Regions from separate parts of the Homo sapiens genome. Here region 1 is linked to region 2. Evidence: read pairs that join two places in POLR2A ChIA-PET (ENCODE). Cell type or tissue: A673. All regions are shown on one strand. Each heading gives the region's core, and the rest is flanking DNA. Links, peaks and the distances in the headings are about the cores only.

Region 1 (16,445 bases), core at 5,481-13,480, 1.0 Mb before region 2:
TGTACTTCATATTGTATTTTAGGAAATTGACCCCAGATAATTCCTGATTCTTTTTCTATTTTGTAGAAGTGTTTGCACTAAGTTACAATGTTTGAGATTCCATCATTTAGAAATTCACCTAAGTTAAGCCAGAGACGTCTGTATCAAGAATCTTTTGACTTCAAGTTAATGAAATCTTTCTCAAACTCTCTGAGATAAATTGGCACTCACTTTCCATTCCCACTTCTTTCTTAGTGCATTTTCTTCTACAGTAATGACTGAAATGCTAAAAACTACATTTCCCAGACTTCCTTCCACCTTAGCGTCTCTATGAGAAAAAGAGATTCTTCCAATTAGTGGTACTGAAAAGCTGCGGAGAAGATGGAAAGGAGAAAAAAAAATCGATGTGTCTATTAACATTTGCCATTTTTGCTGGCCAGCAAGGTCACGAAGAAGAACTTTTCTGCCTCAGCATTCCACTGTGTCACTGCTAGCGATGTGGGTGTTAGGAGGCAGTCGGATTGTGGCAGAATGAACAGCCTGACTCCACTGTGCAGACTCCAGCTTTGATGATGTCAAAAGAAGATTCTGGAGTAAGAAGCTTCCTGATCCGGATTCCTATTCCTGGATTTGTAGTTTTTGCATTGTGTTGCTGAACACAATTCCTCCCTACGCCACACTTTCCTCCTTACGCCACACTTTCTGATGTACCCAAGGTTATAGCTTCCCTGGCAGGACAATTCTGTAGTGTTCTGGAAGTCAATTCTAGAAGCCCAGTCCTCCAGGATTTCCAATCATTTGGTAAATATTTAATTCACTCTTTTAAATTTTCTTCTGTTTAAAATACCTTGTGATTTTTCTTTCATACAATGAACCCTAATATATTGACATAAACTATACCGAGTTATAAAGAGAATTTACTGGCTAACATAATTGAAACACCCTTGTGTAAATGTGACTCCAGACAGAATGAGTCCAGAAACTCATAGACTTCAACAACATAGCCCAATGCAACTCTCTGCTTTGTCATTTATTATCTTGGCTGAATCCTCAAGTATGGTGGAAGATGGCTGTGGCAGCCCGGCTTCTCACATTCCCAGGCTCCAGTCCTGTGGTGAAGACCAGCTGCCCCTCCTCGGCAATCCCAGCAAAAGCTTCAGTGAATCCTATTGGCTCTGATTAGGTAACATGCCCATCTCTGATGTAGTCATTAAGGCCAAAGCAATTTAAAAGTCCCATTTACCAAATTTGCACACTGTATGTTACTCTTAGAATTGAAGCAGTAAGAATGAACTCTATCCAAAACATAATCTAGGAGAACTGGGACTTCTTCAAGGAAATTTAGGTGCCATTACCACAACAAGAAGCACACGATTCAAAGCCAGACAACAAATGTTGCTTATATTTTCCTTAAAATATAAGCACTTCCTGAAGGATTATAATTTTATCATTTACATATTAGTAAAAATTTATTCAATCAGATTACTTACCTTTCCATTTTGATAAAGAATTGTTAAATAGAAAACATTAATTTTAAAATACCAAATTTCTACTATGATGTAGTCTCTAATCTCTGCCGTTATGAATCTTACAAAGCAATAATAAGGCAATTGCATAATTCATTACAAGTAGAAAAAACAAAGCTACCAGAAGACAAGTAGAGATAAAATGCTATCGACACTCAGAAGAAGGATGAATTATTTCAGTTGGGAAAATTGAGAAAAGCTTCATGGAACTCACAGAGATGAGAAGAGGTCAGTACAGGTAAATGATAAACGGGGAGAGCATAAGAATTTATTGAGAAGTTTATTGAAAGCAGTGTAAGAAAGAATTTTCTAAGAACTGTAATAATCTTTTCATAATTACCTTTTTTCTTTTTTTTTGCAAAGTTCATATAATGATAATGCCAGAGGAATAGGCAGAAAAAGATGTCTTCACAATTGTTGGAGAGGATGATTCTACAGCACTTGTGATTGGATATTGTCTGTTTCGTAATTTATTTTTACTTAATCTTTTTTTTTTTTTTTTGAGACCGAGTTTCACTCTTGTTGCCCAGGCTAGAGCACAATGGTGCAATCTCAGCTCACTGCAACCTCCACCTCCCAAGTTCAAGCAATTCTCCTGCCTCAGCCCCCCTAGTAGCTGGGATTACAGGCATGCACCACCACATCAGGCTAATTTTGTATTTTTAGTAGAGACGGAGTTTCACTATGTTGGTCAGGCTGGTCTCGAACTCCTGACCTCAGATGGTCTGCCCGCCTCAGCCTCCCACAGCGCTGGGATTACAGGCATGAGCCACTACGCCTGGCCTTAACCTTGTTTTAAAAAGGATTTGAGATGGCTGACCTAGCAATTAATTGGATATGCGGGCCAGTGAGGGAGAAAAGATAAAGATGACATTCGATAAATATATGTTGAAAAATGAGTTAATTTACTGAGCCTTGGTGACTCGAAGATGGAAATGTCACTACGAGAGTTGAGCAAGTCAGGAAGGAGTTGATTTGTAGAGATAATGGGAATTGACAGCAAATATATTACAGCAGACACTTCTTGTGTTTTTAACTACATGGATTGGTTGTACCAAAAAAAAAAAAGAAGAGGAAGAAGAAGAAGAAAGAAGACAATTTAGTTGCCTTGTGGCAGTCTTTACAAGCTGTGAAAAATGCCCCCCCTGAACTTCAGTTGTGGTCAGAAAGCGTAGTATCGTGAGTCTCTCCCTAAGTAGACAGACAGCAGGTGGAACTGACTTTGCTTGTGATATCATGGGACTCCCAAATACTCCATCTTCTGCAGCAATTGGAAAATTGCAGCAATTGCAGTAATCGGAACTTTACTTAGAGCTACTTGGAGTCAGGGGGCTTACACTGCATTCTATAAAAAGTATCACAGTATCCTTCCTTTTATCTTCTCTCAAAAGGTGCATGAATGGCCACTTTTCATGACTCTGGCCACCCTAATAATATCACTGCAAAGATTATCCAGAGAGGAGAATTGGACTCCCTATTTCAGAAACAGCTGTTTCAAAATAGTCAAAGCAATGAATTCATATGTTGTTTAAGTGCAATAAATATTTCCAATATTCTTGTAGCATATATGGAAGATAGATATCATCTTGACTCTGCAGATTAAAAACAAATGAGGGAAGGAAAAAGATTTGCTCACACTAGCAGACTACTGTAATTAGAGGCATAAACCAGAACTGGATGCTGCCTAAAATCAATGCTTTCAGCTTTCCCCAGCATACTTCGTGACTGTGCCATTCCCATAAGCAGCAATGGAGAAAAGATATACCCTTCCTGCCCTCCTACAAACAAAACACTTGCTCAACTGTAATTCTGTTTCACCAGCTTAATATAGACATTACATATCTAAACTCAAGTCTATAGGATTCAGACAGTTCTGGCTGTACACTTGGATAGGTGACCTAAGCCTTAGTTTTCTCATCTGCAAAATAGAGACAGCAATAATACTTTCTTCATATCATAACTACTGTTTTCAGAGTACATGCTGGGTTAGGTGTTTAGTACAGACTTTCAACCCCGTATGTCCTCTGAAACCAATACTTTTTATTCTTAACAAGTTCCTTTTGCTGATAAAAGACATTTCTTTTCTCCTGAGAGATAAATTTCCACTTATAAATGCATTGTTTGCTTGAAAATAATTAGTATATTTGCAGTGTTCAGTTGTTCATTTTAAAAGGTGTAGAAACAAGAGACTTTTTAGCCCTATGAAACTATTTCAAGAGTAATCTCTTTAATAAAAACAACACTCTGTGTTTTAAATCTTTCATTATTCACTTGTGTATGGTGAACTGAGATGGATACTGCATCCTCCTTGGATCTGAAGACTAAAATGTGCTCAGCTGCAGACCAATTATGATATTCAAGTATTTTCAAGACTGCTGAATGGGATATGTTGAGCTGTGCTTGTGTGATTAGCTTCATTGATTTCTATAGAAAATGCAGTACTTAACTTCAATCATTATAGTAGTTGAGTAGTTCAAGGAAGTTTACACTTCCTTTGAAATTCACAAGGAACATACAGTACAAAGCCAGCCATGTAAGGGTCACAATGACAATTTACCAAAATTAGAGGTCTCAGGATCATCTATAATCTGTCCATTTGAACAGATTAGACCATGTGATTACTCAGATGTGTGTTTTCAGTCTTACCTTACTTACAGATTACACGGTGCAATTACTTGCAAACAACTATCGATTACTTTAAAAATAAATAGGAACCCATTACATGGGAGTCTCCACTCTTTCTTTTGTTCAGAAATATTTTACTGTCTTCTAGTGGAAATAGTGATGTCTTGTGCCTGGAAAATGATCAGGCATTCACTAAAAAATATGGAGGCTTTTATCACAATGAAAACACTTCACGTGGAAAACTGGTGGTTAATGGATCCTCAATAATAACAGACATAAAACTTGGTGGGCTCTTAATCTATCTTTCCACCTATCCAACTAATTATTTCTATGACACCTATGATCAAAGTTACTTAGTTGAGCTGAGAGAGATATTAGAATTTCAACATAATGCATGATGAAGATTTTCTCCTGTCTTTACTCGGCCGGAGCCATATTGGGATGTATTAGGATTAGTGATACAATGTCTATAACGTACCCTGAGCTCCTTGGAAGGGAGTCACTACAGAATTTGAAAGCTTAAAATGTTATGCTTATCTCACCCACACATCGGAGGGAGTCTTTCCTTGGCAGCTTGGGTGATATTTGGCCTATCAGTTGCTGTCAACAATTTATTTGCCATAATGTTCAAGGCCTGGCAGATATTTCTATTATACAGAAGACCAGCAACTTGAGGACTGTTCTGCAGTCTTCCAGAGTCAAAGCAAAGATCTTCATGAAGATAATAAAAGAAGCAAATTACATGATTCTACTTCTACTTCGACTTCTCACGAAGACCCTTATCTAAAGCAGAATCACATGAAAAATAGCCTGCTCATCCTTTCTGCCAAGTCAAAAATCAGAGGTCCATGATCAATAGTGCAGTGAGTAATTAACAGTTCTGATATATTTTGAAGCACTGTTTTCAAACATTTGCACAGAGCAGTGTTGAAAATGTAGTATTCCTTATTCTCAAAACTCTTCTGATAAAATGTGGATTTAGTTTTGTTATAGTGTCAGCAATACCAGAATTCGAAAGTGAAACTCCCAACTACCTCTTCCATTTTTATCTCTTGTGTTATACATTCTCCACTTTGGTTTTTGTAAGATGATACTTATTAAACGTATCCAAGATATTGTCCTAGCTGCCAGTTGTTGTTTCTTTTGCTTTTTGCCCTGTGAACTCACTGAAAGCTTTTTTTCTTTAAGGACCTGCAGATAATTGAGCTATGCGTGCAAGGATGATGGTTAAATGGCAGGTCAAATGTATAGCCTATGAAAGGGTTGGTAGCTTCCAGTGTTCAATATCACCAGGTCGTTGTTACAGAAGTAGTAAAAAATATTCTTCAAATATAATCCTTTCACACCACTCAAATTGAGTCAGGAAACCTTTCTCAGGCTTTTGCAAGGTTTCATCAAGTAAAATAAACATAATATTATATACATAGCCATTGCATAAGGGTTTAGCTGCATGAACTTTGAAGGCAACATTGTTCCAATGTTCCATTTGAGAATAAAAGAACATACTTGATTGAATACTGCAGATGATGTCCATAGGAACACGTTAAGTTATCTCATTCATTCATTGAATCACTCGTGCACTCAATGAACACATACTTGCATTCAACAAATACATTGCATATTCATCTATTCTGGTAACAAGGAAACTTTTGTTCCAACAGGAGATTGAGTTTTTGTGAAAAGTTTAATTTCTTCTTTTGTCCAATTCTTTAGATCTAGACAATCAGAGCTGACATATAAAAAATTGTAATTTTAATAATTTTTATAATTTTGTAAGTATCTGGCAGTCCCAAATCTTATTTCCATCAAAGGATTGCTTTCAATTTGATTTCACTGGTGCTTTTCTTTTCTTTCTTTTAACTTGTCATCATAATGACATATTGGAAGACTATCGTAAGTGGATACCACTAAAAACACACTATTTCACTTTTGAGTTCACCAGTGTTTTTCAGGTCAAAAAATTATTGGTAGTAGTTTTTAGTAATGTATTCATTGAAATAACAGTAGTCCCCAACCTTTTGGCACCAGGGACTGGTTTCATGGAAGACAGTTTTTCCATGGAAGTTGGGGAACCATTCCACCTCAGATCATCAGGCATTAGATTCTCATAAGGAGCATGCAACCCAGATCCCTCACATGTGCAGTTCAAAACAGGGCTTGGGCTCCAATGAGAATTTAATGCCATCGCTGACCTGCCAGGAGGCAGAGCTCAGGTGGCAATGCTCACCTGCCAGCCACTGCTACTGGTCTGTGGCCCAGAGGTTGGAGACTCCTGCATAGGATATTAAACCCTTTTATGGCTAGTGTTCCATTATTGGAACGCTAAGCATGTGGGAGTTGTCTATAGCCTACTGCTCAAGGTTATTGCCAAGGTCTGATGGCAAAAATTCAAAAAATTGCAACTTCAGGCATAAATGGGTTAACTGTACCCAAGGAGGAGTTAGATGCTTTGGTTTAGGGTCTTGTCCAATCTGCTTTAACTGTTATTTGAATGGTAGAAGTGAACGTTTCTCCAAATTATCTTGTGTCAAGCGACGGCCAAATATCAAACGTCAGAGCATCAATATAAACATACTTCACACATTGACTATGAGAGTAATACCTGTTTTGATATGAGATTATATTTCCAAGTCTGTTGACCTGGGCAATTCTCTTGTGTATAATATCAGGCAATCCTCAAGGTCTACCTCAAAGTGTCCCTCTGTTATTTCTGGAATCTGTGAGAAATGGTCATATACATTGTAAAGTTGCCCATTGCACTCTTAAGTCCCTCAGGTGTCACTTGTAAAGCTGCTTTTTAATCATATTCTGTTCTCTTTGGTCATTAATTGTTACTATCCATTTGTCACAGATGAAAATATTTCCATTGTATAAACTCAAGGAGGTTAAAATATTAGCTTTCTGCCCTCAAAAAAAAATTAATTAAAGAAATGTAATCTAGTTTAATAAAAAAAAATGTCAAGAAGGCATTGCAGAATGTTAGAGGAAAGATTGCTCATGAACTTCAGCTTAGCAATTGGTCTGTTGAATCTATTTGAAAGAAAAATGTGAACAGAGAATTGCCCAGGCTAACAGGCCTGAGTGGGGATGGCTACAAATCCTTATTTTTCTCTGACACACACACACACAAAAAATGGAACTTGATGTTCAGAAAGCATTGCCCTTCCATGAAAAAAATAATTAATAAAAATCATTTTATTATATGCAGCATGCTTTAGGGGCTACAATCTAGGTGAAGTTAAAAGTGAACCTTTTTTTGTTTTGTTTTGGTTTTTTTAATTGTAGAGGACACTAAGAAGCAAAGTTTATCCCATTCTTTAGTCAGGAGGTGAGGCAGAACTCTGGAATGTAAGATTGCTCAAAAACATCTGCACTTGCCAACAGTTAACTTATGGGAATAAAACCTTTTCTGTATAAGTGATTAGATTCTCTGAGCTTCAAAGAGAGTTGCGGCATCTTAATTACATGGAATATAACTACTCCAGTTAAAAACAAAATATTCAAGGTGAAAACACAGTAGAATTAAGCAGTATTATTTCAACCTTGAAACTGAAGCTATATCTTATCACTCTATTGCCCCATAATGGAAAACTGAACTTGAGTTAATCAGTATTCCTGATTACAAATAGGAAAATTGTGGGGATTTTTCAGAACCTTCTTTTCATTGTAAAGGAAATGTCATGACCGTGATTTAGATAGAAATATTTTGCAGAGGATAAAAGGTTTTTAAAATTCTGATAAATACAGGCTAACTTCTGAGATTTATAACTTATTGAACTTTTTATGCATAAAACATTTAGATTAATTCATTTAAATAAATGATTGGATTGTTCTCCTGTCACTGCCTCAGATGTACCTACTTGGTCTTTCTTTTCCATAAAGTACATTTAGTGATTAGCTGAGTACATTTAAATGCAATTTGTCTTGAATAAGAAAAATGTGAAGATAAACTAGCTGTAAACAACTAACTAAATAATGCTATAACAATGCAGAGAAGAGACACAAAGCTGAATAGATGAGAGAGTTGCAAGCATTGAATATGGATTGAGACTGTAGTTCACAGTAAGTGTATCTGCCTATCTTACTTGTTTGTTTCATATTTTTAACTAGGCTGGGGAAAAAAACAAGACTACATGAATACTTTATCATTTTACTGTATACTTGCTTCTGTGTCATTCTAGCCAACCCTGTTGCATGATAATGACAACCCAAGCTCGGAGCAATAGAGACACAGAGTTTATTCACCAATTCAGTACACACCAAGTAAAATGGGGTCCATATAACTAAATGCTAGGTTAATTTTATAGCTTGTATGACCCCAGTGTACACCAGAGTTCTTCCATATTACTCAGAGGCAGAAAACATTCATAGTTCAGGGCAGTTGCAGACCACTCTAGGAATCCCACATCCTAGGAATTCCATGTCAAGGCAAATCATCGCTCTGATTTAACTCAAATAAGTAAAACAAGAAATGAAATCTTTGCTCAAAATAATCATGTTTTCCAAAATTTCTTCAAAATAAGAATTTATTAGGTTTGACCCAGAATGGGACCCATTTCCTCTCTGTGTGCTCCGAGCTACCCATTTCACTGAGAGCTCCAGAAACAAAAAAAACAGAGTATGTCCTGACAGTTTGCACTAAAGGCCATAAGAAAGCCCTGTACTCATAGTTACTCCTGTGGGATTTTTCCTCTTATAACCTCTTATAACAGTCATTCATGTCTTCTGGCTGAATATTCAGCATTTATAAATATCAACATATTTCATCATTTTCAATTGAATTAGAGAAAGATTTACACAAACTGAAGAGAAACTACAGCATGAGAATTACAAGAATAGTGCACTATGTAGCAAAGTTCCTGAGAATTAAAAATAGAATTATTGTAAATCTATGTATGTAGAAGACCAAAGAAAACAGGTTTAAACCAACTCATGACCTGCATTAGCCTTTCGTTTTTACCATTTTTCTCCAGTATATTAATTGTTTCCAAAAGTAAAAATAATTTTTACATATTGGAATAGTGTTGGAAAAGCATTAAGATGTTCCATTCTCTTTTTGTTTATAGACAAAATGCGTAAAGTGCTAAAGCGCTGACAAAGGGATTGGATGGGGCTCAATCCTCTGAATTAGATTCTATTCAAAAGCAGTCTTTTCTTTTGGCAGGAGCCCTACTTACTTCCAAAGACAAAAAGGGTCACACTTTTTTTTCTTCTGGAGATTCTTTACTCCTTTCTGACGTTTTATCCTGTTGTCCCTCTCTGTTGCTGCTATTTTTTGAGTTAGTTATGCAGCTTAATTTGATCATGCTTAGCACAGTGAGAGATCAGACTAATCTTCTGTTCTCCTTTTGGATCATTTACTGCAAAATGTTCTAGGTCTTACGAAATTGCAGGATTCCTCTGTCAACTGCACACATAAAACCATCCTCCATATGTCTTTGTCTTTAAACTCTCTTCTAAATATTTGAGAGTGAAAACACATGGACTGGGAGATCAAATGCTCTCTATGAAATATAATTTCATAGCTATCTGTCATAATTAATTCCAAGTCTTGTGACACAATGTTAAATATACTTTGGATAACTCATAAATCACCTAAAGATATACATATACATATATATACACACACATATATACAGAGAAGAATCTCTTCTATTAAAAAAATCTTTTAAGACTAACAATATAATATTTTTTAATGTTCTGTGTTTTCATCTGTTAGATGACTCAATTTGCTTTGAAAATTTGTTCTGCAATTCTATATAATTGACAAGATATATTCATGTAAGTTGTTTATTTCTCAAAAGCCTGGGTAATTGAGTTTGTTGAATTTTTGTTTTTTATTTGTAGTATGTTTGATGCTTGTGGTGTGTGTGTGTCTGTGTGTGTGTTCTGTCTTCCCAGTGAATATGCATCTTAGAATTCTTGAGAGTTATGTCTATTTGATGTATAACATCATTTTTATGCAGTTTATGCCAGTGTAATTCCTCAAAACCATCACTAACTCAACATAGACCAAGATAAACATAACTTCTTAAGCTGAAATGTTTCAAACTTATTCTGGCCAATTTAAGTAGGGTAGAAAGTTCAGTATTACCATATTTTTAAAACACAAATTTCTTTTATTATGGACTAATACCTATATCACAAAAGAAAAATATGGAGAAGAGATAAGAAATAAAAATAGCTAAAATCCTTTGCTCATCACTGTCGGCATTTTTTGATGTCTTTTTTCCCACCACTGCATTTGAAAGTAGCTTTTCTGGATGTCTTTATTTACAACTATTCTGGGCACATAATGGATAGAAGAGTAATAATGCTCATTTTCATAAGGAAACTCAGGCCTCTCAGCATGAGTTTTGGTGCCCATATGTAAGATGGCACATGACACCATGTTACATGTATTTCCTAGTCTTGCTCTGTTAAGTCATCTTTCTATGCCTTTCCAATTTGCCTAAATTAACAAGCAATTCAACTGGCAGACACTTTAGGGCATGATAGTTATGAGAGAAGACTAACAATGAAGGCTTATGTGTCTCATCCTCCCAGGTAAAGATGTGTATTTTAAAGGAGGTCTTCTAGTGTTAGTGTCTTTTCTAATGCCACCTGGAGCTAGGATTCCCTGCAGAATATCTCTGATCACATTAGCAGTGTTTATTGAACTCCCACAGGGTGTAAAACCCTGTGCTAGGATCCGCACTTACGAGAAATATTCATAGTCCCAGATTTTTCCCAGATGGCAATTTAGTAATAAAATATTGTGTGTAGAAGTCAGTAAAAAGACAAAGGTTGGAAGGGGCAGGCTGTAGTATGAAAAGCTGCAGAATCAAAGTCAAACATACTTGCATTTGAATTCAGCTTTATGACATTGCTACTCTGGGACTATAGGAGGGCTACTGAGATTTTCAGAGACTTGGGTTCCCATGTATGAAAAGCAGAAGCAGCAGCATCATTATCATGATGGATAATACTTATCGAATGATTATCATGTTCCAGGCATGCTCTGTAGTACTTTGCATATTTTAACTCAGTTATTCCTTATAACAAACCTGAGAGGCAAGCATTATCTCCCCATTTACAAATGATAAAATTGAGGCATAGAGGATTAAATAGCTTGCCCAAGGTCACATTGCTAGGAGATGAAGGAGCCAGGATTTGATACTGGGCAGTCTGAATCTAATATCTGAATTTTTAACCACTATTCTACACTGCCTAATGAGACTTTTGTAAGAATTAAATAAAATAATAGATATCCTCTATTAGCAATGTGCAAAGCCATAACTTGTAATAGCCTCTGATTCCCAGATGACCTGAGAAGTTTCTCAAAGAGAAAGGTTTACTTGAAAGTACAACTTGACTTGTGACTTAACAGAGGAAAAGGTAATGAAAAGTTGCTCTATTTTTTTTTTTGAGATGCAAAGAACATTTACTTGAACTTTACTGCACTTCTCTGAGTGTGAAATTCTTCCCTCTCAGAAAACCTTAATTCTTTCCCCAAAAAGGTTCATGTTAGCCTCCAAATTTTCTGCTGAGAGTTTCAAAGGTAAAATCAGAAGTAAGGTCATTCCTTAGAAATAGTATAGCTGTCATACCTGGATTTCAACACAGATTTCAGAATACAGAGTTTTCTACAAAATATACAATGACAAAAGTTATTATGCCCTTTTTAAGTTTATATTCATCAGAAATGTTTACTCATTCAATAAATGCATTTTCATTAAGGCAATCAGCATAAGAATCTACTGTATATCAGACACAGTACAAGACCCTGAGATTACAAAGGCAATTTGTTTGCATTGCATCACCATTGGTAGATTCACAGTTCTTACTACTTTGTATCCTCTTCCTTCTTAGTGCAACATTACCCCAGTTCAGTGTGGGGAAACCAAGTCCTACTCCCAACTTAGTGTATGATCTTTGGCAGAATCTGGTATCACCTCCTGGGTTCAATTACATGGAGTCCTGGCCAAAATAGTTTGTTCAACTACTCTTATCCAATCTGATGGAACCTTGAGAGTTTGCTGAGAATTTTGAGACAAAGACATTGGTTCTTCACACTCAGCAGCATCATGTGACTATGAAGTCCTTGGAGCTTCCAGCAGACATATTTCCATCTTGAGGACAGCTAGTCTTAAGGTGAAGCGAACCCCACAGATGCCGGAGTGTTCAGATGGGAAAAAATTACAATAAAAACAGGTTCTTGATGCTATCATTAAATTGCTGTATTAAGCCACCCCTGAAATTTGACTCCTCCAGTTGTTTCAGTTATATGTGAACCAATAAATTCCCTTTATTAGTTAAGCCAATTGAATGTGGATTTTATGTTCTTAGAAGTAACAGACTTGTGATTATTATAAATTCCTAGAGTCAATACAATCTAAAGTTCTATTTTTCACAACCCTGACAATCATAGCCCTGAGATGCACTAGTAAAATGAATTGCCTCTCGTACCAAGTGTACCTGGCATACATTTTGAGCTCCCTGGATCTTACAGGTACTCAGCTACAGAGCCACAAAGGATCAAATAGTTTGTTGATTTGCCAAAGTTTTTAGCTTGTTTTGTTTTGTTTTGTTTGGTGTGATTGCCTAAAAGAAATCCAACAATTGGACAAATATCAGAGCATCTTTATAACTTGTTGCAATTGTTCAAACATAGCCATGAGATGCACTAGCAAAATGAGTTGCCCTTAGTACCAAGTGTATCTGGCATACATTTTGAGCTCCCTGGATCTTACTGGTACTCAGCTACTGAGCCACAAAGGATTAAATCGTTTGTTGATTTGCCAAAGTTTTCAGCTTGTTTTGTTTTGTTTGGTTTGGTTTGGTGTGATTGTCTAAAAGAAATCCAACAATATGACAAATATCAGAGCATCTTTATAACTTGTTGCAACGGTTCAACCAGATTTAGCACTTTTGATAACCAGTGACTGAATAATAAGAAATTCCTGGACTAATGTCTTTGAAAATATCTTTAAAGACATTGCACTAAATCTAATATTGTCAAAATGACCTATAAAACACTGCATAAATTAGGAAGAATGGTAAACATAGAGGTGCAAACAGGTATTATTTATTATTTTTTCCATCTTCTTTAAATTTTCTAATTTGCTCTACCCCACCCAACTAAACATACCGCTCGTCTCCAAATATGCCAGGCACATTCCCACCTCTGAGCTTTTGTGTTGGCTTTTGCTTCTATCTAGTAAAAATTAGGTTGATATTCTCTCAGTTTGTTTCTCTGAAAATCAACATAATTCTCTTCTTTACCTTCCTAAAGTCTTTATTCAAATATCTCTTTTCTATGAAGTTTTCCCTGCCCACTCCACTTAAAATTATAAATACTTCCCTACAAACCAGCAATTTCTACCCCTTTCCTGCCTTGTATTCTCTGTAGCACTTATCACCATTTAACATCCTAGGTGCTATATTTTTTGTTTCCTGACTGTCTCCATCACTAGAATGTACCCTTCATGAGGGCAGGTTTTTGTCTAATTTCTACAAGAGTCCCTGACACTCTTTAGCTAATAAATACATGTTTGCTAAACAGAGGAGTCTGACCTTTTACCAAAGTAAAATTATATTGGTATTCCCAGATGTCACATTCAAGGAAGTCTCTAAGAAGAGAAACAATTAAGGTAGATATAATTACAAATGAGAAAAGATGAAAATATGTAAGGCTGTGAGGGGTTATGATTAAAAAATAAAACACTAAGGAAATACACCTTGATGTTTGGAAAAAAATAACATGCGTTATTTGGTGTGGATAAGAAATCAAGACTTTAGACAGCAGAGTTTAACATTGTGAAGAAGTGTCTGAAAGGTGTAATTCCTTTGTGAATAGAGAATAGTTTAAGGGGAGAGAGCCTGAAAATTTGCATCTGCCTTAAACCTTTCCAATGGTGAGCCAGGAGACTTCAAGGAGAAAAATTGCATACCACCTACTCCGTAGATGGCTCAGAGGAGAAGTGACATTGGATTAGCCCCAGTCTTAAAAATAAAATTACAGGACAAGATTCAAAGGGAAGTTTCCAATTCCTATCTTCAGAAAAGAGTCATGAACCATCAACAAGGGAATAAGACTGTAAGAACTTTGTAAGCATCTGTAACTTTCATCACTTTCCCACGTTTATTATTTTTATCTCTTCAGTATTTTCCCCAAAGGAATTAGCAGTGAAACCCTTAAAACAAAAGAGGTCTGTGCGATTCTGTCAGAGGTAGGTAAATAAAAGGTCAAACTGGCAAGACTTCACAAGCTTCTGCCTTCCTTTCTGGTGGATAATGAAACCCCAAAAGATAGAATGGGCGGCAGTGGCTATCAAAAAGAGAGGAAAACTGAACTGACTGAGTCTTGCCAGCCTACAGTGAGAAAGAAGTGAAGAAGAATCCAGTACAAGACGGGCCCTGTGGCTGGGTTGCAGAAATGCCTTCCAGCTTCCCAAAATTTAGAAATTTACCTCCTCTAAAATATAAAGAGTTCATGTACAAGTGGGTTCAAAAACAGTTTTAAATACATTTGTGGTGCAACTATTTTAAAATGGATGTTTTAATCAAATGAGAGATGCTTGGGATTCCTTTGGAATGTGATGTTATGCAAAGCATTTTTAAAAGCTTCAAAATATATCTAGGTGAGCGTCAGAGGCCAAATCATAGACTGGCTAGATGATTAACCAGTTTGACTTATCATGGCACATATGACCTTCTAAGATTATGTTGAATAACTGCTTTTAAATGAATGTGCCATGGAAATCTAGGCTAGTATATCCCTTGGTAGTAGAAACTGTTTCTAAATAGGGCAAAATATCAAATGCATTTGATAATGAACCAAAATTCTACAGCTTGCCTCTGAAAATGTTCAAAAGGATGTGACACATTAAAACGTCTACAATGTTATCACTACATCTTGCCAAATATACTGAGTGTGTTAATGATGATACATCCCTACATAATACTGATAGAACAATGGTTCTCAATTTGGAGCAACTTTACCTTCTTGGGGATACTTGGCAATGTCTGGAACATTTTGTCTTTCAAGACTGGAGCAGGTGTTACTAGAATCTAGAGAGTAGAGGCCAGGTTGTGCTGCTAAACATCCTACAATTGCACAAAAATGTACAATGTTGTGGGAGTAGTCTCCACAACAAAGAAATATGAAATTCGAAATGTCAATAGTGCTAAGCTGGGTACGGTGGCATGCATCTCTAGTCCCACCACTCTGGAGGCTGAAGTGGGAGGTTCGCTTAAACTCGCTTGAGCCCAGGAGTTTAAGTCCAACCTGGGCAATACAGTGAAGCCCCATCTTTTATATAAAAAAATGTCAATAGTGCAATAGTGCTGCAGTTGAGAAACACTGCTCATAAAACATTAGGCAGTGAACTTGGCAAAAAGAGGTCAAAACAAAACAAAAATCCTACGTATAAATGTTATGTTTCTATTTTAATTTTTATTGTAATTTTTACCATCTAGAGTATTTTTCATAGGATCACACCAGGAAAAGAATGCAGTTGCTGTCAACCTGTGACCTAATATTTAACAATTGTACTGGACTTAAGCATATGATACACCTCAAAAACACCATAACTACATTTTCATTTTTCTCCCCATTAATAGACAAATGATTCCGATTCACTTGATAGCATTCAATTGTGGTCTATCTCTTGGCATTCATATTATGATAACACACTGTAGATGACCAAGAGTCTGTAGGTCAAAACGTTGCTCTCCTGTAAGCTTATCAGCAAAGAATTTTGTCTACTGACTTCTTAGATGAAAAGTATCCCCCTCCCCACTCCAAAAAAAGACAGATAGCAAGAAGTAAAATGAATAAGCAAGGCCTCACTCGGACCTGGTTCTTCGTTTTGGAATAAGTCTTCCATAAAGTGATGAGATGTCCCGTATGGCCAGCCAGACACATTCCTTGAATGATGAGACAGGTCTCCAACAATAGTGAAGTGTTCTATCAATCCCTGAGTGATGTTACCATGTACACATGCAAACATTCCATCCCCAGGAGAGGATTTCTGGTAAAACAATTTGGCCCACTCTCCCAATTTAAACAACTGCAGATACATTCCAATGTGTCATTTTCAGTAAAGACAGGTGGCCTGCTGGTTCTTCATACTGGAACTCTACTCTGTGCTGTGAATGATATGTAAGCTGCAATTTAACCATACATGTGTATAAAGTATTTGTGATGACATAAATCAGAGGCTCTTCAACTGGCTTTACATCAAGCATTCCTATTCCCTGCACATTTCATAGAGTGATAAGGTAGCACCTCTTTTTTTCCCTAGAGTATCAAGTATTGAAATATGAGTCAGC
Region 2 (16,445 bases), core at 4,077-12,076:
AAAGGCTCATAATAGAAAATGGAAGATATTTTTAAATGCTTTAAAATTATTTCCCAAGCGATATATATTAGAGACGTAAGGCAATTCACAAGGATTATAATGGGAAATGATTTCTATCGCTTTTTTTTTTCCCTTGAATCACTCTGTATGCTTATCATATATCCTGTATCCATTCCTGTATTTTAAAGGAGCAAAACTTTGTCCAGGCTCCCTTCCTGATGGAGTTCCATGTGGAGCGGACAAAGGCAGGCATGGGTTTAAATCACAGGCCACTTGCCTCCTTAGCATTTCCTCCAGCCGACATCCAAGGGCTATGCATCACTCTGCTGGTGCAGGGGCTGGGAGGAGACAATTGACCCTGAGAGGCTGCCAGAGAGGTGCTCATGCTGGTCCCCATTTGTTTATAATTGCTCTTTCTAAGTTATAGGTGGAGATAAAGCAACCAAAATGGGACAAGCAGAGGCAAGAGACGACAATAATGTCTCTCTCAATTTTTCCCTGCTCAACAGAGGCCCCAAGCATTAAAAAGGATAAGACAGTTCTTTGACCTTTTGTTTTCTTCTGCATGATTTCCTTTATTTTATTTTTTTTCATGTTAAATATTCTCCCTTACCTAACAATAACCAAGACTATTGTGTTTCTGATGAGAACCTGATTTGTTGGTTTTTAGAGAAAGACTCATTAATCTTTCCTCTTTCATCCTGCTAGCTTACTGTCAGAGTAACCTCCAACTCTTGGGTGATTTAAAATAAAAGCAAACTGAGTAATTTTTTACAAGTCTTGCCTTTTTTAGGCAAAAGAAAATGGTCAAAGAATCCATAGCAAGGAAAGGATTCATATTTTAGAAGGGACTTAAATCTCAGAAGGATACAGAAAGGCAGCAATAGGATGTGAGCACTTCATGTGGGAATTTGGGCCCCCGTCGCATTCAACTTTGAGTAGCAGGCATCTCTTTCATGTCATTCTTCACTGCTTTTGCTGGGCTTAGAGACCTTAAAGAATGTTCCATGTTTCAATTCAGATGAGTTTCTTTTTTATTACAAGATCAGTGAAAACAGGTTGGAATCCTGTAAAAAGTTTGAATGTTCTTGAGTCTAAGAGTTCTCTTCCCTTGCTTTCTACTTTCCTCACCATGATAAGAAGAGAAAGGCCCAGGAACCTACCTTTCTCTCCTACAGCCTCTCCACCACCATCTCTTGGAACCATTATGCTCCTGTTCCTATTAACGTCAGTCAACACAGGAGCCCCCAGGTCCCAGGTCTCCTTTTTTACCCTGTTTCTACCACACTCTAGTCCCCACAGAGCTTATCCATACCTTTCCTTCAAACACCTGACATCCTTCCAATGGGACTTCTGTTCCATTATAAGTAAAATATCCTGTATTCTTGACTTTATCTTTAAATATTCCCTGCATTGTTGCATTAGAATCGGAATCTAGTGCTCGTCTGGGACTTACATCCTGATATCCCTCTCGGGTGGTAATTTCTGTGGCCTCCCCACAGCTTCTGCCCACCAGCTGGAGGTGGAGTGGCTGCTCTGGCTTCTCTTGCCGCTTCCAGAGCAGTCTCTTTCCCCCACTCTAAGAAAACCCAAGCTTCATCTCAGTCTGTCAGCTGGCCCCATTGTTGCTGACATCTACTGATGTCTGGATGGTTTTCCTTCTTTGTTTGAGGACTTTTGCTCCTGGTTCATGGCCACTCTGTTCAGGATTACCTCTGACTTCATGACTTCATTCGTGGTAATTTCAATATGGCAGAGTTGATCTAACACCTGGCCCCTCAGTTCCTTGACCTTCTCTCTGCTAAGAATCCTTATGTTCCCCTTACTTTTGTCCCTTCTTTCTGAGATCACATGCTTAGAACTACATCCAATCATTATCAATCACAGCATCTCCCCAGAATCTGAATTTCCTGCCGCATGTTCTCTGAACACTGCTTCCTCTCCTAGATAGAGTTCCAGGCCTTTCTCTCTCTCTCTTTCTCTGTCTCTCTTTTCCCATCCTAAATGATCTTTAGGTACCACTGTGACATCTAATCTATTGGGAGGATTACTTTACACTTTCCTCACCAACCCAATGTTCTTGACAACCAAATATTATAATTATGCCTTGCAGACACCCTAACCCCACCCCACTCTTGCTCTGTGGTATTCACTTGAGAAAACCAAAATCTTGATTGTATCCAACTCTTTGCCTTCTTTACGCCTGAAACTAGACAGATGTATATGATTAGAAACAAACACAAAATCACATAGTATGATTTCATTTCATGCTCATAACCAAGAACAGAAAAGTAGGCTTTGCCTGCTGCTGAGTAGTAGTAGTATATGTTTTTAGTGCATTCACTCCCCTACTTTCCTGGGCAGTTTACAAATTCTCCTCTTCTGTTTAATCTCATGCATAATGTATTATAAAATATTAGACTCTTGGACAGTTTATTAATATACTATACTCTTTAAAGGTTTCCTGAGAGCTCCACCACCTTATAGCTGTGTGATCTTGGACAAGTTGTTTAACTTCTCTGTACTGCAACTTGCTCATCTATAAGATGAATATATTATACTTATATCATTGGATTTTTATAAGGGTTAATTGAAATAATATCTATAAAGTCCTGAGGATACCACTCGATACATAGTTGGGACCCAATATATATTAAATTATTACTACATTTACTTTTTTGAATCAGGAATTCCATTTTCCTGCTTCTATAAACTCCTACTCATCTTCAAAGCCCAGGAAATAAATTTTCCCTTCTAATGAATTTGTCCTGCCATGTATCTTACTATAGCATCCTGTGCAGGTCTATTGCAGAAGTCATTACATTGCATTGTAATTGTTTCTTATACATCTGGCTCCTCAGCTGTAGTATCTTGTCCTTGATAACCCTCCATATGTCTTGTTTAAAGTTGCCTCTTGGGTGGATCGCTTGAACCCAGGAGTTTGAGACCAGCCTGGGCAACATGGTGAAACCCTGTCTTTACAAAAAAATACAAAAGTTAAAATGGCATGGTGGTGCATGCCTGTAATCCCAGCTACCCAGGAGGCTGAGAGGTGAGAGGATGTCCTGAGCCTGAGAAGTTGAGGCTGCAATGAGCCATGATTATGCTACTGCACTCAAGCCTGGGCAACAGAGTGAGACCTTGTCTTAAAAAAAAAAGAAGAAAAAAGGCAAGGTGTGGTGGCTCATTCCTATAATCTCAGAATTTTGGGAGGCCAAGGTGGGTGGATCACTTGAGGTCTGGAGACCAAGGCCAGCCCGACCAACATGGTGAAATCCCGTCTTTACTAAATATACATATATATATATATGTGTGTGTGTGTGTGTGTGTGTTTGTGTATATATATATGTGTGTGTATATATATAAATTAGCCAGGCATGGTGGCGCATGCCTGTAGTCCCAGCTACTCAGGAGGTTGAGGCAGGAAAATCATTTTAACCCGGGAGACAGAGGTTGCAGTAAGCCAAGATGTGGCCACTGCACTCCAGCCTGGGCAACAGTGCGAGACTCCGTCTCAAGAAGAATAAATAAATAAAAAATAAATAAAAATAAAGTTGCCTCTGAATCATTTAGCTTAGTGACTGACAAAAAAATATGCTAGTGGTGTGAATAAAATAGTTAATAAGTTAGTATTTTTGGTAAAATGTGATACCTCTCATGTTTAGAAAAATTGCCAAAAATTATTCTCAAATAACAAATTACTTTTGTTAAGAATTACTTGAAAACAAAGACAATGGTAGAATTTGAATACTGCTTAATGTCCATACATATAAAAATTACATCTAATTAGTCCAGATAGTTTAATGGATATTATCAGTTGTATATGTAGCCCATTATCAGGGCTGACGCTAGACCTAGGATCTTAAACACCACCCCAGATATGGTTTGGCTCTGTGTCCCCACCCAAATCTTATGTTGAATTGTAATCCCCATGTGTCAGGGGAGGGACCTGGTGGGAGGTGATTGGATCATGAGGACAGGATTTCCCCATGCTATTCTTATAGTAGTAAGTGAGTTCTCACGAGATCTGATCATTTAAAAGTGTGGCACTTTCCCTCACTCTCTCTGTCTCTCTCCTGCTTTGCCATGGTAAGACATGCTTGCTTCTTCTTCCACCACAATTGTAAGTTTCCTGAGGCCTCCCCAGACTGTGGAACTGTGAGTCAATTAAACCTCTTTTCTTTATAAATTACCCAGTCTCAGGTAGTTCTTTATAGCAGTGTGAGAATGAACTACTACAACCTCACTTTCCATCACAAGGCCCTGTCAGACTAGCCCAGTCTTAGGTCTGTGTGCGTTGAGATGCCTTTCAGAGTTCATGGTTTATTCTGCCATGGATTTGACAGAAAAATGTATGAATTGCTTCCCCACATAAGCTCAACTTCAGACTTCAGTGTGAAAGGCTTCCATCTATCTGCCCCTTGGGGGGTTCTATGGTACTCTTTCCTTGAAAAACTCACTTTCACAGTTGCCCAGGATCATAAGATGCTGGAAAATTAAAGATTTGATTTGAGACTGGCTGGGAAAAGGACTATCTTGCTGCTATTGTTTTTGATGCATTTGTCCTACAAATTTTTATCTTTACCTCTTCAAGAAGATTACTTAACAGAAAACATATAAGCAGATATTATTGTATGGATTTTACTGGTGAAATGTGAAAAATGAGGAGTAGGTTGCTTATCCTCGTGTAAAAGTGAGCCATCCTCAGGTCTGGGAATCGTTCTACAGCCTTAACACACTTTCCCTTGCTGTTTGAGTTTCCATTACTGGGGCTTGACTCATATAAGAAAGAGCTACTATTTCAAGTTTATGTTTGGACATATCACTTTTCTAAGAGAAGGTGGGAGAACAATGAACAAACTGTCTGTGGATGTTGTCGCTACTTATGAACAGTTTTGCTGAGGGCATTACAAGGTGCGAAGAACTGTCAGCTGAAAAAAGATCTATTGGTTCTCTGGCTTTCTAGCATCTGGGAAAGAACCGAGAGGCCAGTTGAAACCTCATACGATCCAAAATTATGTTGGATTATTCATGGTTAGCTCATTCCCCCTCCTTTTTTGAGTGGAGAACTCCTACAGGGGCCTTTCCCCACTCTCTCTCTACATTCAGCCTAATGGGTCATCTAAAACTCTCTTAGGGCACTTCCTCAAGAATTACACAAAGAAATATTATGCATGTAAAAATGCTAGAAGGGAACCATACAAATATCTGCATTCATTTTGTAACTTAAATATCCAGAGAAAGCCTCTTTATAGATTTGAGTCTTCAGGTAAGGCTGATTGTTGTCCTTACGGTTGATTAGTTAATCTGTTATAAAATAGTAAAAACAGGCAAAGTACAAGGAATTATTTAACAAGGCAGTCCTTTGGTACTTGTAGACTACTATCTTCTTCCTTGGAACTGCAGTATCTGTGCAATGAACTACAGGATAACAAAAGATCCTTAACAACAGAAATCCAGGGCTGTGAAGCACAGACCTCAGGCCAGTTGTCTTTCTACTAATAATGAGAATAATATTATTAGTAGCCATCATTAACTACCAACTGATTTCTAAGTGCCAGCTGCTGTGCTAAACAATTAAATACACATATTTATCTTGTTTTATACTTCTAAGAACCCTGTGAGCTTGTTCTATTATTACCACTTTACAGAAGTGGCAATTAAAACTCACAGAGGTGGCCAGGTACGTTGGCTCACGCCTGTAATCCCAGCCCTTTGGGAGGCTGAGGCAGGCGGATCCCGAGGTCAGGAGTTTGAGACCAGCCTGGCTAACATGGTGAAACTTCGTCTCTACTAAAGTTACAAAAAATTAGCCGAGCATGGTGGCGAGCGCCTGTAATCCCAGCTACTCGGGAGGCTGAGGCAGGAGAACCGCATGAATCCGGGAGGAGGAGGTTGCAGTGAGCTGAGATTGCACCACTGCACTCCAGCCTGGGCGACAGGGTGAGACTCTGTCTCAAAAAAACAAACAAAAACAACCACAAAAAAAAAAAAAACCCAAAAAACAAACTTCACCGAGGCTCTTGCCGTGGGCTGGCAAGGATCACTTGCTAAACTCACTCAGAAAGTAAGGAAGTGGGATGACTCAAAAGCCTGTGTTTACTTCATCCTCTTTTATTCCTACTTCTCAAATCTGCAGATTACAAATCTTTCCCCAAAGCTACACGTTAGATGTGCTTCACAGCCAAGAAATAGACTTGGAAAGCCCAAATAACAGGTACAGTCATGATTACGTCAGTTTTAAAGTCAGCAAACATTTGAACTGAACAAGTAAGTATGGATTGCATTCTAATCCCAAGCTCAGTAATATGTTAAACTCTAGATGAGAATAAGTGCTTGCAGTTGAAGAAGCTTGAGCTTCTCAGTCCTCTGCCGAAGAGCAAAGAATTCAGCCCCCTTACCATCTCCCACCACCCACAAGCATGTTTTCTGTCACCAAAGTCCTAAGCATTCATTTGGGTAGGGAGATTATGTGCTCCAGTTTGCCCTGGGTAGTAGTGGGTTATACCCATTGTTCTAGTGTATTCTTAATAAGCACCCACTAGCACTCTCAAAAGTGTCCTGGTTTGGACATTAACTGGTAATGAACTTTCCCCATGCATTATCTTGTCCCTGGAAAACCGTTTGGGAAGGAGCATGAGAAAAATAAGAGAGAAACTAAAAAAGTTTCTTCAACACATGGAGTCACTGGACAGTCTACACTCTGAATCCTCTTCCACCCCCTTGATATGTTATCCTGGGGGTTGGCTTTTTTAGCTGGTAAGTGTGTGGGCCACAGGAAATTGTGTACTTTTTGGCTTTCAAGCTCTGTTGGGGAGAGATATTTCTTAAGGTGAGGTCTTTTGATTACATGAATTTCAAGGCACAGTTTCTGATGAACCACTCAGGCCTCAAAATCAATGCCAAACCCCTTTCTGAATTGAAACTTTGGTAGCATCTGTGCTCTTAGAAACAAGCAAGCAACTAGACATTCCACCACTTCTGCACAGCAGCTGACACCACAGCTGGGAGCACGCATCCTGCCTTGGCCTCCTGTGCTGGGCACTGGTGTCAGATGGAAACAGTTGTGGGGCTTTCTAGGCACCTTCCTCCTTCCCTTCCCCAGTTTTAAAACCCTGAGAGAGTCTGAAGGGAATGAACAACTTATTTGTCAATTTTAATGAGCACGGGATTTTCATATATAAAAATGACCGAATGAATTAAAATTTAATTTAGTTTGTGAAATTCAAAAATAGCTGTGGTGCTACCGGAATGCCACCTTTACTGGAGGCTTTAGGTTGAAATATCAGGATTCTGTTTGCAGTCTGGGTGAATGTTTTGAACTGTAACTAAGTCACCTCTGTGACTGTCTTAATGTGTTTTCATAAAGCCTGGCAAAATTATATAAATAAAACATCTTCAGATTTTCATCTTTGCTCAGCTGTGTTGCAAAGGGGTCATTGGCCCCCACTGCAAGCGCTATGGAAAAACACAGCTTAGCTGACAAATTAGTGGTATTTGGTGCTAATATTACTAATTCACCATTTGGAAGCGTTGCTCACTGGGAAAAAATAACATGTTCTATAAGACACAGGAGAAACTAGGGAGATAGTTAATGGGTGTTGGCTCCTCTGCACATCTCACTCACAATCCTCTTCAAACGGCTGCTGACTTCCTGCCAATAGACATGGAAGTAATTGTCAACAAGATTTATTGTTACTTTCACATTTACACAGTGAGAGAGGAGAGGTTGAAAGAGTTCTGTGAAGTTCAGTACCGACTTCTACTGAACCATAGCAACGCACCCTGATTATCGCTAATGTGTGCTACAGAAAGGATTTTGCATCATTTGAGGCTTTAAAGTCATTCTTCTTGTCAGGAGCAAATTCCCCCACCGTCCTCAGTAATTTTTCCTAAGATCAATGAGCTGAGTGTCGGTTTGTTTTTTTCCACAGCGAAACGGTTGTTTTGCACGTGGTGAAGCAGAATTCTTCAGTGACAGAACTAGGAGTCGGATTTAGAGTGTGACCAACTAATCCCAGCCTGTGGAACTAACAGAAAACCTAACTTCAGAAAGAGAAGGCAGCTATTACAGAGTTTTCAAAGGGAAAGGTTTTGCTTGCTAATTTAGAAAACATCAGTGAAGGAATGTACTTGGTTAGAGAATATTCAAGAGCTTCTATAGTAATAGATTTTTTTCCATTTCAGTTCTATTGTTGGGATACCTGGTTTGTACAGATTTATGAAAGATTTTTTTTCTCTCTTCAAATGGCACCTAGATCTGCAGGAGTAAAATTAAGATGATGAGGTTGCAATCTTCTGCTATTTAGATACATTTTTCTAACAGTGAGGAACTGGTACGAGTGTCAAGAAATATTTTAGCAGACTGTAGGCTTCTCAAACCATGCATACAATTAAACCCACACACACCACTAAGGCACACAGAAGATTATCTCTTCCTTGAATTTCAGGACGGCATTTCCAGGCACAAGAAGCACCTGTTGGTGGCATTTCTCCCTGTAATGAAGGCCATCTGGATAGGAGACAAAAGTAGGGCGTGAGGACTCTGGTAAGTGGAGAGAGAGCCCCTGGTACTGACTGAAGCAGCAACTGCTCTGAGAACTCTTAACAACTGTGGGGAAACAAATACATTGGACAAGGAGTCATTTATCTAAGCAGTATTTACACAGGCAGCAGGAATCTGAAAAGGAATGGATTTAGATTATGAAATCTTTTTTGTTCCCTATGCAAAAAATAGGCATGATTCAGGAAATCTGAAACCTTGTGACATTCTTCCTTGTCACTTGAACATTTACCATGGTGATGGTTTTCATACCATCGAGCGCTTATCCCTTGATTATTTTTTAGCAAGGGAGGAGAATAGATAAAAAGAACCTATAATTTTAAATGCCACCTTTCAAAATTTAGCTACAAGTGGGGCAGTAGCTGTGTTGACGAATAATGCTAGTCATGGTGGATGTCAGAGCAGAACATAGCACTTGCTGTACTGAAATGACGAAGTGGCCCATTCAGCTTTGTATTTTGCATCTTAGAGTGGCACAAAGCATTTCCTGGAAGGCCATGGTGGCTTTGCATGGTATGAACCTTCAAGCAACATGGATATAAACCTCTTTGAGGATTAGTCATCAGAAATTCATGAGCGCTTTTGTCTTTTTTATACATGTTTTGCTTTCAGACCTCAGTACTTTTACTAGAAGATAATCATTAATTTATTTAACAAATATTTACTAAGTATCTACTCTGTGCCAAGTACATTGCTCTAGGCACTGAGGATCCAGCAGGGAGGAGAACCACACAGAACAGGAGATAAATATCTGCTCTCTCCTTAGGTTCATATTCCAAAGAAAAGATCATCATCGCAAAAATATTAAAATGAATGGCAATAAGTGAGCCATGGGGAAAGTAAAACAAGAAAGGAAGTATTTGGGGTGTGTGGAGAGGAGGATTTCAGTCTCAAATTGGGTGGCCAGAGACAGCCTTATCAAAGGTGGCATTTGACGGCTGGGCGTGGTGGCTCACAACTGTAATCCCAGTACTTTAGGAGGCTAAGGGTGGCGGATCGCTTGAGGTCAGGAGTTTGAGACCAATCTGGCCAACATGGCGAAACCTCGTCTCTACCAAAAAAAAAAAAAAAAAAAAAAAAAAGAAATAGCTGAGCATAGTGGTGCGTGCCTGTAGTCCCAGCTACTTGGGAGGCTGAGACAGGAGAATCACTTGAACCCAGGAGGCGGAGGTTGCAGTGAGCAAAGATTGCGCCACCGCACTCCAGCCTGGGCGACAGAGTGAGACTCCGTCTCAATAAATAAATAAATAAATAAATAAATAAATAAATAAATAAATAAATAAAATAAAATAAAAACAAAGGTGGCATTTGAGTAAAGCCCAAAGGAAAGTGAGGAGTAAGCCATGTAGGAGAAGAAGGTTCCAGGTTGAGTGAAGAGGGGGTGCAAAGGCCTGGGCTGGCCTGGTACTTCAAGGAACAGCAAGGAGGCTGCTGTGCTGCGGAGATGGTGGGAGAGTGACAGTAGATTATAGCAGAGATAACTGGAGGCCTGATTGTGTAGCATCTTGCTGGCCATTTTAAGGACTTTAGTTTTTCCTCTCAGAGTAGGATGGGAAATCACTGGAAGGCTTTAAGAAAAGAAATGACTTGTTTGAAACAATTTGCTGGCTGTGTTGGGAAAACTTCATAGGCAGGCAAGACTGGAAGTAGAACAGCCAATTCATGTATGACATTGCCTTTGGACTTTTAGCTGTACCATTGGCTCTCCTGGGTCTCCAATTGCCAGCCCACTGCAAGGGCAGATTTTGGACTCCCTAGCTTCTATAATTGTACAAACCAATTCCTTATATGAAATCTCATATTTTTATATCAATAAAGTAGGTGTGTTTCTATCTATCTATCTATCTATCTATCTATCTATCTATCTATCTATCATCTATCTATCTGCTGCTACTGAAATAATGCAGGCAAGAGAGAATACTGGTTCAGATTCAAATGTTAGCAGTGGAGGTGGTGAAAAGTGGTAGGATTATGAGAATATTTTAAAGGGAATGGGCCAAGGAGATTTGTTGATTTATTGGATATGGAGTATGTATAGTGAATTGTCCTTAAATAATCCTTTTGCAGCTTCTAGGACTAGACACACAAACTTTTGCATTTGTTAGAGAAGCCCCAGTTCACCTCACCTACAGTTTTCTTGGTTTTTAAAACTTTGATCATATTTTTCACCAAGACTTTGCTAGACAGAAGACTGAATACTATTCTCATACAGTAACCTTCTGCCTGCTCTCCTCTTGACCTCCTCCAAGTTCATTAGGGTGACCTAATTTAGGTGAGTGCAGTGCTCCACATAAGTTATACTGTGTCTTGATGTGCAAATCAATATGACATTTATCCAGAAAAATGTATTACTATTCCACCCTCCTTATTCCATGTTCCCTCTTCCCTGTAATGTCATGAACAAGGTATCTAAATATAATATTGATGAGTCAATCCCAGTACTGAATGCACTTTATTTACTTACCTGGATAATGTGACTACTTCTGGTCAGCAGGATTCTTTCAATAATTCTGGTAATGGTAATTTTAAATAATATTTAACAAGTCTTATTTGTAGCAAGGGACTATTTTGAGCACATTATACTTATTTTCTCATTTAATCTTCACAGCCATTCTCTGAAGTAGGCACTAATAAGGAACTGAGTTTTAGAGAAACTACCTGTCTTCCTTAAGGTCATATAACTAGTAAGTTTCAGCTGGGACCTACAACTAATTATTTGGCATCGTTGTTGTATACATTTTACGTGTCAACTTGGAGGCTTGTTTTCATGAGATTAACGTTTAAATCAGTGAACTCTGAGTAAGTACATTACCCTCCATAATGTAGGTGAGCCTCATCTAATCAGTTGAAGGCCTGAATAGAACAAAAGACAGGCCTCTTGAAACAAGAAAGAATTCTTCAGCACATTGCCTTTGGGCTTTTATCTGTACCATTGACTCTCCTGGGTCTCCACTTGCCAGCCCACTGCAAGTGCAGATTTTGGACTCCCTAGCTTCTATAATTGTACAAACCAATTCCTTACACTAAATTTTATATTTTTATATTAATAAAGTAGGTATCTATCTATCCATCTATCTATCTATCTATCTTCTATCTAAATGCACACGTACTCAAACATCCTATTGGTTCTGTTGTATGGAGACCCCTGACTAATACATTTGGAGTTTAAAAAAAAAATCTTATTGAAGAAGACTTATCTTCTGAAGTGCAGTCATCATTAGAAATTCAGTTTAAGGCTCTTTAAGACTAAAGGCATTTAATCGGTTACATCCTGAGATATAGAATTTCTGCTCACATAAGAACAATATCTGCCTCCTCTCCATCACTATTGTTTCTATGCTAATTTGGGTTCCAAATGACCAAGCTGTGACACTAGTGTTACACCATTTCAATCCTACCTAATAATAACCACCCTGCATATCTCTACTGCATGAATTAAAAGCAACTCTTTCATTGTATCTTTCTGCTTAATGACCTATAATGGGTATGTTTTTTATTAAGTTGATAGAACACCTTATAATAGTCTTTTTTTTGAGGAATAATGAAAGCACGGTTAATTCATCGTTCTGAAAGTGTTGCTTGGTGCTCCAACTTAGAAAACTCAAGGAACGATTTCTAATTGCTATTGGATATAAAACTAAAAAAAATCTTTTTACAAAGTTTTTAGATGAGAAAACACTAAAACAAAACTAAACCTTACTTCCTGGAAACAAATGAACCTTTCCTCAGCATCTAGGTGAAGTTTCCAGGATATTGTTGCATCCTGCCAACCATTTCTTTAAAAAAAAGTTGCTAGTCTAGATTTTCAAGGCAGATTCCTTTCGGAGGTGCCAATACTGGGTATTCTCAATAGAGATCAGCAGTGTGTATTGGAATAAAAATATTGGTAGAGAAACTAGGAGAAAACGGTAAGATTCTGTATTGTTTTAAAAAGATTACATTATAATTACTATTTTCTTTGTATAATTACAGAAGGATAAAAAAGACATTTTTCTTAATTCCAGGTTCAGTTCATTTAAAAAAGGTCAGTGAAATCAGTTAAACCTATGAGTAAATTAAACAACATTTACCAAATATATAATGAGTAAATGTAATTTACTAAAACAAAGTAAAACAAATATCATAGTCTTGAGGTTGATAATATATAACCTTTCAGCTTAAGAAGTCAGAATTTCATAAGAAAATTGTCATATAAATGCACTAATTTGAATTTAATTTCATAATGGCAAGACATAGATTAAGTATAAAACTGATTAAAAAAAAGGACTTTGAACCCAAACTAGCTATTAATTATGGCCTTATGGTCTTGAGGTCTCAGACTGGCATGCATTTATTCTACAGTCTTCCTTTTCTTTCTTATGTGTTTATTTTAAGACAGGGTCTCATTCTGTTACCTGGGCTTGAGTGCGATAGTGCAATCATAGCTCGCTGCAGCCTTGAACTATTGGGCTGAAGCAATCCTTCCACCTTTTATATCAGGCAGAGTAAGATGCAGAGGAGAAAGCAAGGAGTATGTAAACAAATGACTTGGGTTTATTTCTTTGCTTTGTAATTTCTCCTTAACTTACTACATGTTTAACCTTTGTCCACTTAACCTGCCTGAGCCTTTTTTTTCATATGTAAGGGCTGCTGGGATAATTAAATAAGATAATTTATGTTGTGATAAAGTAGCAGGCAAAATGCAAAGATTCAAGAATGATTTGGTCTGCAAAATTGTGGGCATTACTATAAAGCAAGCATCAGCAAACCACAGTCTGGGGGCCAAATTTGGCCCACTACCTGTTTGCAAATAAAGTTTTATTGACACACAGCCACACCCTTTAACTTATTTATTGTCTAAGGCCGTTGTCACACTGTAAAGGCAGAGTTGACTAGTTGTGGCAGAGGCAGCCGGCAAAGCCTAAAATATTTACTATTAATATCAGACAGTTTACAGAAAGAGTTTGCTGATCCCTGCTAAAACCAGTATAAAGATCACCATTAAGTAGATAGTTGACATTCTCTTAACAAATCATTTGAAGATTCCATGGAGTTGGAAGCAAAAGATTGATATTTGAGAAAAATTCTGGTCCTGTGTCTATAAAACCTGCAGGGAGGTAAAGATAAAACAACAATCAGTAACAAACTAAGAACCCTTGCCACCCAATTCTATGGCAGACTACAACACCTATGTTGCTAGAGGCAAGGGAACTTGGAGCCCACTAAGTTCAGAACTTGGGGTTCAATTTGGCATCTCTAAAGTTCAAGTGGTTTAAAATGCAACAGTGTGGTTTCTTCCATAGTGATACATATTTGTCTTTTTGCCTGAACTGCATGGTGAGTATTAATTGAAGTGGTTTTCTGCAAAAATTTGTTCCTCAGGGAGGAAGAGAATACTTTCACAATCATTTCACTATGCTGAGATAAAAAAAAAAAAATTAGCAGAGGAGCATAAAAGTCCATGACCCATTTCATTAGATTTAATCTGTTCTTTTTCTGTACCTCGGACAAAAAGATCGTTCTCCTTTTTCCCCTTAATCTACCATAGCTACAGTACAGAATAGCAGTGAAGTGCACGGACTTTGCAGCTGATGCTCTTGGTTTCAAATCCTGCCTCTGTCACATACCAGCTGTGTGACCTTGGGAAATCACTTAACCTCTCTCACCCTCAGTTCCCTTATTCATTAAGCAGGAATAATAATTGTACCTTCCTTGTATGGTTTGTTGAAAGGATTACATCAGTTGATACATGTAAAGTGCTTTTAACAGCATTTGGCACATAGAAAGCACCAAAATGCAATTTGCTGTTATTATTATCATCATCACTACTATATTGCTTTCTTCAGAAGACATTTATTCCAGTGCTCAAGACATTTTGAGTCGTGTTTTAGGTAAGATATTGCTTATACTTTTAGTAAGAAAAAAATACACTTCTGTCAATGGATATCGTTATTTCTCATTCAACTAAATGCATATCTATATAGCAGATTATTTGCCTAATACTATACTAGATTGTTGGCATTAAAAAGTGACATCATCCCTGCTCTCAGATAATTTACAGTCTAGAAGAAGAGGTAAAAATATACACATATGAAACAATTAGAAATGCGGTTGCATCATCCTCATTATCTCATCACTCAACTTCTATTTATTGATCACTTATTCTTGCCAGAGTCTATATTTTCTGTTTTACATACATTACCTTAGTGAATCTTTACACATTAATCTTGCAATAAAATATTCTTATTCATGTTTAACACATGAAACACATGAAGAAATGGCAGCTCAGAGAAGTTATATGACTTGCCCAAAGTCATATGTACAATAATACTGTGTCCCTGTAGCCACTAAAAAAATATGATTTCAAAAATTCTTTGTCTCTTTGCATAAGCTTATTCAAAGGTATATAGTCAGATTCAAAACAAGTGATGTGTGTTACATGCCTTAAAAGTTAAAAGTTAGAATGTGAAAAGTTAGAAAAAATTGTGGGGTAGACTTTGTGAAGTTTTCAATGACGATTTTTGGTGGTTATTTTAATTCAGAACTACTGCTTTTTGTGTTCAAAGATTTACTCTTGAAGATCAGACATACATGCATCTATTATATTAATTTTTTCACATTAAAAAATTAAAGTGGCATTTATTTATGGGTTACAAAGTTATGTTATGATTTATGAGTACAATGCAGAATAATTAAGTCAACAAGTTAACATATCCATCACCTCAAATACTTATTTTTTCTGGTAAGGACACTTGAAATGTACTCTCTTAGTGATTTTATCCTATTTTATGTTTTTTGAGACAGAGTCTCATTCCCTTCACCCAGGCTGGAGTTATCATGGCTCATTGAAGCCTTGACTTCCTGGCCTCAGGTGATCCTCCCACTTCAGCCTCCTGAGCTGCTAGGACTATAGGCATATGCCACCATGCCTGACTAACTTTTTTTTGTATTTTTTGTAGAGATAAGGTTTTGCTGTATTGTCTAGGCTGGTCTCTAACTCCTGGGCTCAAGTGATCTGCCTGCCTTGGCCTCCCAGTGTTGGGATTATAGGCTTGAGCCTCCATGCCCAGCCTCTCAGTAATTTTAAAATGTACAATACACTATTACCAACTACATTCGCTATGCTATGTGATAGATCTTAAAAAAAAATCCCAACTTACTCGTCTTGTTTAACTGAGCCTTGGTACTCTTTAACTATCATCTACCCAGTCCCTCCACCCCCAGACTTTGGTAACCATCATCTAATCTCTGCTTCTTTGAATTCAGTTTTTTAGATTCCACATATAAGTGAGAACATGTGGTATTTGTCTTTCTGTGCCTGGTTTATTTTACTTAGCATAATGTTCTCCAATTTCACCTGGGTTCTCACAAATGACAAAATTTCTTCATTCTTTAAGGCTGACTAGTATTCCATTGTGTGTATATACTACATTTTCTTCATCCATTCAATCCATTCATCTGTTGATGAACACTTAAATTGATTCTATAACTTTGCTATTTGAACAGTGATGCAATGAACATGGGAGTACAGATATCTCTTCAATATACTGATTTTAAATCTTTTGGGTAAATATCCAGAAGTGAGTTTACTGGATCATATGGTAATTCTATTTGTAGTTTTTTGAGGAACCTCTGTACAGATTTCCATAGTGGCTGTACTAATTTACATTTTCAACAACAGTGTATAAGGGTTCCTTTTCTCTGCATAGACATACATTTAAATACATGCCAGAAAGCCTGTAAATGTCACTATGCCATTCTATGTGGGTATATTTTGCTTTATACAATAAACATATTTTTTTTTTTGAGATGGAGTTTCGCTCTTGTCATTCAGACTGGAGTACAATGGCACAATCTCAGCTCACTACAACCTCCGCCTCCCGGGTTCAAGCAATTCTCCTGC

The links. Peaks named below come from ENCODE experiments on the same cell type or tissue, not always from the same donor. Only the 100,000 strongest peaks of a DNase experiment are listed, where the experiment ranks them.
Region 1: POLR2A ChIA-PET joins it to region 2 with 11 read pairs; 1 of 35 experiments calls an interaction of 5 or more read pairs at or near these places.

The regions. Positions count from the first base shown.
Region 1 is chr1:81,135,103-81,151,547 of GRCh38, forward strand. No RefSeq gene overlaps it. Among named protein-coding and RNA genes, the nearest start is that of LINC01781, 610 kb to the left of the region's middle. In A673, for the core only: no CTCF peak of the experiment used is centred there; a DNase peak (open chromatin) is centred at 9,409.
Region 2 is chr1:82,154,104-82,170,548 of GRCh38, forward strand. No RefSeq gene overlaps it. Among named protein-coding and RNA genes, the nearest start is that of ADGRL2, 360 kb to the left of the region's middle. In A673, for the core only: no CTCF peak of the experiment used is centred there; a DNase peak (open chromatin) is centred at 7,658; H3K4me3 peaks cover 876 bases.